Linked DNA regions of Homo sapiens: region 2 is linked to region 1. A link is a contact called in ENCODE Hi-C data. All regions are on one chromosome and are shown on one strand. The core of a region is the stretch at or near the end of the contact, and the rest is flanking DNA. Distances in the headings are between cores, read along the strand shown. Region 1 holds the start of ETAA1 (ETAA1 activator of ATR kinase). Region 2 holds the start of POLE4 (DNA polymerase epsilon 4, accessory subunit).

Evidence for each region. Hi-C counts contacts between places; a loop is a spot of excess contacts on that map. Pooled maps may share reads with other maps.
Region 2: a loop to region 1 is called in a map of CD4-positive, alpha-beta memory T cell, with 13 times the contacts of the local background. The contact joins the promoter of POLE4 here to the promoter of ETAA1 in region 1. A Hi-C loop is called at or near these places in 2 of 168 maps with a recorded cell type or tissue (CD4-positive, alpha-beta memory T cell and naive thymus-derived CD4-positive, alpha-beta T cell) and 5 of 50 pooled maps.

What each region holds. Positions count from the first base shown.
Region 1 is chr2:67,395,050-67,398,733 of GRCh38, forward strand. ETAA1 (ETAA1 activator of ATR kinase) reads left to right here and starts at 2,284. Exons shown (of 6, transcript NM_019002.4): 1 at 2,284-2,622. The coding sequence starts at 2,400.
Region 2 is chr2:74,956,521-74,960,028 of GRCh38, forward strand. It overlaps POLE4 (DNA polymerase epsilon 4, accessory subunit), which reads left to right and starts at 2,123. Exons shown (of 4, transcript NM_019896.4): 1 at 2,123-2,372; 2 at 2,821-2,905. The coding sequence starts at 2,160. It overlaps LOC105374809 (a long non-coding RNA gene), which reads right to left and starts at 2,359. Exons shown (of 5, transcript NR_187884.1): 1 at 2,212-2,359. RefSeq lists enhancers at 1,709-2,209, 2,210-2,710 and silencers at 2,002-2,261, 2,332-2,571.

The DNA of each region.
Region 1 (3,684 bases), core at 1,034-3,533:
CCAGGCTGGTCTCAAACTCCTGGGCTCAAGCAGTCCACCTGCCTCGGCTTCTCAAAGTGCTAGGATTACAGGCATAAGCCACTGCATCCCACCAAAGCATTTTTATAAACTGTATCTTGATGAACAAGTCCATGCATTTAAACAGAGAATATTCCTCAGAGTGGGATTGCTAGATCAAAAACTGGTTTCCAAAGTGGTTGTGCCAAATTATACTCTCACCAGCAGTACGTGACAGCTTCCATTGGTTTACTGCCTCAATACCTATATTGTCAGTCTTTTTAACTTTAGCCATTCTGATATGGTTTTCATTTGCATTTTCCTGATTAAAAATGAATCTGATTTTTCCATAAGTTTGTTGATAATATTTTCTCTTGTGAAGATCCTGCTCAAGGGTCTCATCCACTTTTGGTTTTGACAGTCAATCATTTCCTTAGTGATTTGTATCAGTTCTTCATATAACCTATATATAGGCCCTTAAATATGTCTTATAAATATTTTCTCCCAATTTGTGCCTTGCCCTTCCTTCTCTTTAATGTTGTTTTTGAATGGACAGAAGTTCTCAAATTATCAATTTTGTGTAGTCACATTTATAATTATGCCTGGTGACCTTTGTTTTATTTCAAATGCGTTCTGTCATGAAGACAATTTATACCTTCTAAAATGTTATTTTATCTTCTACAATTAAATTTATAATGAATATATATGCACCTGATTTGGGGATAAAGTTTGAGGTAAAGGTCATGTTTCTTTCTTTTTCTACATGAACATCAAATAGACCAAGCACTATTTAATTTCAAAAGTCCTTTTACCATTGCTCAGAAGGGTCACCTTTGTCTTAAATCGTGTTCATTTATATGGAAGTCTGTTTCTGTGCTATCCTGTTTCTTTCATCTTTGTCTATCCTGACACCATCATAACACTGTCTTAATTACCATATAAGTCTTGATACCTGGTAGATATCAACCCTCATTATTCTTCGAGAGATCTTCAAGAGTTTATTGATATTTTTGGTCCCTTGCATTTTCATATAAATTTTAGAAAAAACTTACCATGTTACACACACACAGTCACACACTGGGCCTTCATATGTATTTATGTTGAATCTATAGGTCAGTTTGGAAATAGCTGACATTGTAACAATATTGAGTCTCACAACCCATGAACATAGTGTAACCATTTATTTAGGTCTTCGTTTTCTTTCAAAAAAAAAATTTTTTTTTTTTTTGAGACGGAGTCTTGCTCTGTTGCCCAGGCTGGAGTGCAGTGGCGCAATCTCGGCTCACTGCAACCTCCACCTCCCAGGTTCAAGCAATTCTCTGCCTCAGCTCCCAAGTAGCTGGGATTACAGGCACCCGCCACCACGCCTGGCTAATTTTTGTATGTATGTATGTATGTATGTATTTACTTATTTTACACGAAGTCCCCCTCTGTCGCCCAGGCTGGAATGCAGATGCGCGATCTCTGCTCACTGCAAGTGCAGTGGCGCAATCTCGGCTCATTGCAACCTCCGCCTCCCAGGTTCAAGCAATTCTCCTGCCTTGGCCTCCCCAGTAGCCGGGACTACAGGCACGCACCACCATGCCCGGCTAATTTTTTGTATTTTTAGTAGAGACGGGGTTTCACCATGCTGGTCAGGCTGGTCTTGAACTCCTGACCTCGTGATCCGCCTGCCTCGGCCTCCCAAAGTGCTGAGATTACAGGCTTGAGCCATGGCGCCCGGCCTCAAAAATGTTTTATAGTTCTCTTTGTAGGAAGGACAATCTTTAACTTATTCCTAGTTACTTGCTATCTCATGCACTATTATAAATAGTATCTCTTTAAAACTTCAATTTTATATCTGTTGCTAATCTATTGAAACACATTGATCTTTGAATATTGACTTTGTATCCAGCAACTCTTAAATTAATTTAGTAATTTTTTCTACTTTCTTTTGGATTTTTCTATGCACATAGCATCTATGAAAAATTAACTGTATTTCCTCTTCTTGAGAAATTCGAAGACTCTCAATAATCTGAATTTGACTAACGTGCAATTTTCGTTGTAAATTCAATAAAAAGTTGCTAGTGTATTCAATCTTTCCAACTCACAAGCTCCCACTCTCAGTTTACGCGGACCTGACTACTACCCGAACAACCCCCACCAGTCTGGAGGATTTTGAGCCTAGACACTCCTCCAGAGCAGGCTCCTGTCCCGGCTGCGGAAGTGCGCGCGCCCTCGGCACCTTAACAGTTCCGCCCCTCTCCCGGACCCAGCCAATCAGCGGCCGCCTCTTGCGCGCGCCCCACCGACCAAAATGGCGGCTGCCGTTGGTGCGGGGTGCGGTTTGTAGTGCTGTTGCCCTACTCATCCCTTTGCAAAATGTGAAAGAAGAAGCGGCTGGTGGAGGCGGGCCATAGGCAATGAGTCGGCGAAGGAAACATGATGACAGCCCTAGCCCGAAGAAAACGCCGCACAAAACAGTGGCGGCGGAGGAATGCGGCTCGGTGGTCGAGCCAGGGAGGAGGCGGCTGAGATCGGCCCGCGGTTCGTGGCCCTGCGGGGCTAGAGAGGGGCCTCCCGGGCCAGTGCGGCAGCGAGAGCAGCCTCCGACCGCCGCCCTGTGCAGTAAAAGTAACCCCGAGGGTGAGACGTCGGCAGCGCGGCCTGCCTTGGCTTCGGCGCCGCATCCCCACATCCCAGCTTGCAACAGGGAAATCTGGGGTGGGGGTGGAGTCTGGAGCGTGTATTCTGTCTCTGGGATTCACCCCTCGAGAGTCCAAAAATAATCCTATACCACTCCCCGATGGGCTTTTGTCCCCGAACTTCAGCACTACCCCGTTAGGTTTGACCATCCATTTGCCTCCGCCACAGGAATAGGTAATGTGGTTTACCTGTTTGCGGGAGGGCGGCTGCTTTCCAGGCTGCTCCTCCAGTCAGCAGCAGTGGTGGAGTGAGAAGAAACAGCTGATAGGCCCGCTAACCTCAGTTTTTGCCCGGAGAAGTTATTTCTCTTTAAACCCTTTTTTTCCCTGTGACCTGCTTTAGAGAAGAGTTCATAGGAAAAGTTAAAGTTTGTCTCAAAGCCTGGTAGATGTCTCACCTCATTGTGAATAAACCGGAAGTTCCTGTGTGTAACATCCCTCCAAATAAGATACTAAGGATCTCTTTCGTCTCGATTAGTTTTAGGTGTTACTTTTTAAAAGACTTCTAGTAAATCTTAGTTGGAACTGAAACTCATACAAAAGCCTTTATTCTGGAGCATGTTCTTGAAATAGTGCTTTTTTTTTTTTTTTTTTTTTTATACCTTACGTGTCTTTTTTCTTTTGGGAAAGAATCTCGCCCTGTCGCCCAGGCTGCAGTGCAGTAGCACAATCTCGGCTCACTGCAACCTCCGCCTCCCGGGTTCAAGCGATTCTCCTGCCTCAGCCTCCCAAGTAGCTGGGACTACAGGCGTGTGCCACCTCGCCCGGCTAATTTTTTGTATTTTTGGTAGAGACAGGGGTTTCACCGTGTTAGCCAGGATGGTCTCGATTTCCTGACCTCGTGATCCACCCGCCTCGGCCTCCCAAAGTGCTGGGATTACAGCCACCGCGCCCGGCCACCTTACATGTCTTTAATAATACTCCTATAAAGCAATTTGGGAATGAACAAAAATCTTTATAAAAATTTGAAAGTGATTCTAGACAAAAATTCCCAAGCATTGGA
Region 2 (3,508 bases), core at 873-3,372, 7.6 Mb after region 1:
CAGAATTCCTCTTTCCCAACGCAGGTCATAGAAACTAGAATTCTCCTTCCTCCAAGCAAGTCGTAAAACCTAGAAAGGTTATTTTCTGCCTTCTCCCTTGAAGACCCTCATTCCAGAAGGGTCCTGCCCTAATACCAGAAGGAATGCTACACAGGGAGGCCAAGAAGAATATGAACAGACAGGCCTTGCTGGGTTTCCCCATTCAGTCTATTACCATTAGACTATTATCATTCCCTTTTTGTCCAATCCCATTTCTTTTTCTTTTTAAGACACAGGGTCTCTCTCTGTCGCCCAGGCTGGAGTGCAGTGGTGCAATCATTGCTCACTGTAACCTTGAACTCCTGGGCTCAAGCAACTCTCCCACCTCAGCCTCCCAAGTAGCTAGGACTATAGGATCACAATACCCAGCTAATTTGTGTGTGTGTGTGTGTGTGTGTGTGTGTGTGTGTGTGTGTGTGTAGAAATGGGGTCTCCATCTGTTGCCCAGGCTGGTCTCAAACTCCTGGGCTCAGGCGGTCCTCCTGCCTTGGCTTCCCAAAGTGTTGGGATTACAAGTGTGACCCACCGTACCAGGCCTCTAATCACATTTCTACACAGCGATCCCTTCTTCATATAACCTAAGCATAAAAATAGTTTCCTCTAGGTCTCATGGTCTGCATTTTTGGACTCTCATGTCATGTAAAACTTTGATTAGACTTGTTAGGCTTTTTGTGTGTGTTATAGGAGTGTCAGCTGTGACCCTTAAAATGGGTAAAGAAAGGTTTCACACCTTTCCACTCCTACACCAGTCAGAGTTTACTACATAATTTTGGAACTGAGTGATTTCAGATGTGTTTAATTCAGCTTCATCTTGGCTTCACCACATTCTGCCCTGTGTATGCGACTCAGTAACCACTCTGCACCTCAATTTTTTCAAATAAGGTTTGAAAAAGAAGGTTATAATATTTACCTCAATAGGGTATTGTGAAAATTACAGAAGTTATGATTTACATAAATCTAAAACACTTTGAATCATGCACATAGTAAATGTTTAAAGGTGTTCACTATTATTATGATTGACTTAGATTAAACCTATTTTAAATATTAACTGTTCCTCTACGCTATCAGACCTCCAAGTGTGGTGTGGGGATTCATGGGGGTGGGAATTTTCTGGAGACCCTTTTCAGGAGTCCATGAGGCCAAAATTATTTTCTTAATACTACTATGAGGTTGCCTTTTTCATTCACATTCTCTCAAGATGTAGTAGTTTTTTAAGAGCTACCTGAGAAGTGCTAACGTTAGCAACAGAAGCAGCTAGAGAATCCAGTTCTCACATGAAATCAGACATTAGAGACTTTTCTTACTAGATTTAAAAAAAATTACTTGTCATAAAAATGTTGTTTGTTAGCTGGTAACGCATTAGTAATTTTAAATCAATATTTTAAAACTTTAATTCTAATATAGTAAGTATTGATATAACTGACAGAAACAAAAGCTCCCTGGGCTCTTTAACAATCTTTAAGACCGTAAAGGGATCTTGAGGTCAAATTTGAGAACCAAAGCTGTGATGCAACCTCTTTTTGAACAAACGTGGATGCCTCACCACCACAATTTCATCTTTTCTAGCCTCCATGACTTTTTCTTGTTTCCTCTGGCTGGGCTGAATTTCTTCATTTCTGCCTGCCAAAAGCCCTACCCCTCCTTCAAGAGCATCTATAACTGGTTATCCTTGAATTTGGTCCAGATTTCGCTGCCTCCTTGGCACCCTCTTCCACGATGCTGGGCCCTCCAGGGCCGGGCCTCCCTCGGACACGTGCCCTCGTTAGCCTTGGAATATGCACACTCTGTTTTGACGGAGACTCTCTTGCGAGCCTGGTCTAGATTTCTCCCCTCACCAGCCAGGCACAGGCACCAATGGGAGGTGCCTGGGCTCCACAGGCCCGTCGGGGCCAGAGGGTCGCCGGTAGCGTCAACCAAGTGCACGACAGCCCACGGGTGGCTAGGCGCGTGGGAAGAGCCGGAGCCCGACCCCCGCCCACCCGGTTTCCTGGCAGCGCACTGCCGCGTAGGGGCGGAGCCGCGCGCCTACACAGGGTGTGGCCTCCAGCCCGCGCGGGAAAGGGCCTGCGCCGCATGCGCGCGCACAGTCGGCGGCCGCGCGCAGCACGCTCAAGGCCGGGATGGCGGCGGCGGCGGCGGCAGGAAGCGGGACGCCCCGAGAGGAGGAGGGACCTGCTGGGGAGGCAGCGGCCTCGCAGCCCCAGGCCCCAACGAGTGTGCCTGGGGCTCGTCTCTCGAGGTTGCCTCTGGCGCGAGTGAAGGCCTTGGTGAAGGCAGATCCCGACGTGACGCTAGCGGGACAGGAAGCCATCTTCATTCTGGCACGAGCCGCGGTGCGCCTGCAGCGCGAGGGCATGCGGGAGTGGGGGAGGTGGAGTGTGGGGCGGGGCCTCGGGGCCTCCCGCGGGCGGGGCTTAGGGCGGCGTGGCCCGGGTTTTGAGATGTGGGCGTGGACCCGGAAGGCGGAGGAAAGGGGCCGGGGACCTGTGCGAGTTTTGTTAACACTCCTCCCTCTTGTTGAGGACCTGGATAGTGAGTGACTTTAATTTGTATCTCCAGGGCCTCGTACAGAACTTGTAGGAGTCTTTAGTGAATGAGGGAGAATACTGGGAAGAGGGTAGCGGAATGGATCTTCATGAAGTCCAGGACAATCTTAGCTTCCAGAACATTTTCTTGCCCCGAGCCTTTCTTCTCCCTTTCTGCCCCCACCCACAAACCGGAGCCCTCACCTCCTCAGTGTGTTAGAACCCATTACTAAAACTTTGCTTTTTTACTTCACAGGAACTGTTTGTGGAGACCATTGCAAAAGATGCCTACTGTTGCGCTCAGCAGGGAAAAAGGAAAACCCTTCAGAGGAGAGACTTGGGTAGAGTGGCACTGCAGTGTCTGGGGACAGACAAGGGAGGGCTGGGCTGGTTTCCCCTTGTGCAGGTTGAGAAGACGTCACTCTGATCTGAGAGGTGCCACAGCGTCTCTCCCCAGGATGGTTTCTGTTGGCCACAGTGCCAGGAAGCCCTACCTGTAGAGGCTGTCTGCTTGGGGTGGCGGGGCAGTGTGTGAAGGTGTCTGGGGTTGCCGTAGCGGACTGGATCCCTTCATACCTTCTGCCAAATTGCACCAGAAAAAGATATTTCTTTTTCACCTAGCAACTGGGGATTTGATTTCTGACTCTTGTCTGGCTGGGAACCCTCACCTGGGTAAGATTTCGTATACCGTATTCTCATGCGCCCTGCGTCTATTGCCACGTTCTTCTCTGACAACTTTAAGAGCAAAGCGAATAAATAATTTAGGGGTAATTTAGGAGGCCCCCAACCCCCGCGTTGAATGGTATTTGCCTATGCTTTTCTTAACTCTTCTAGGGAGACAGCTAATATATATAAGAGTTGCTGGTAGAGTAGATATGGATCTCAAGGCAGCAAGGGACGCATCTTATAAATGCCCTCATTTGCCCAAAGCCTCATGCCCTTCA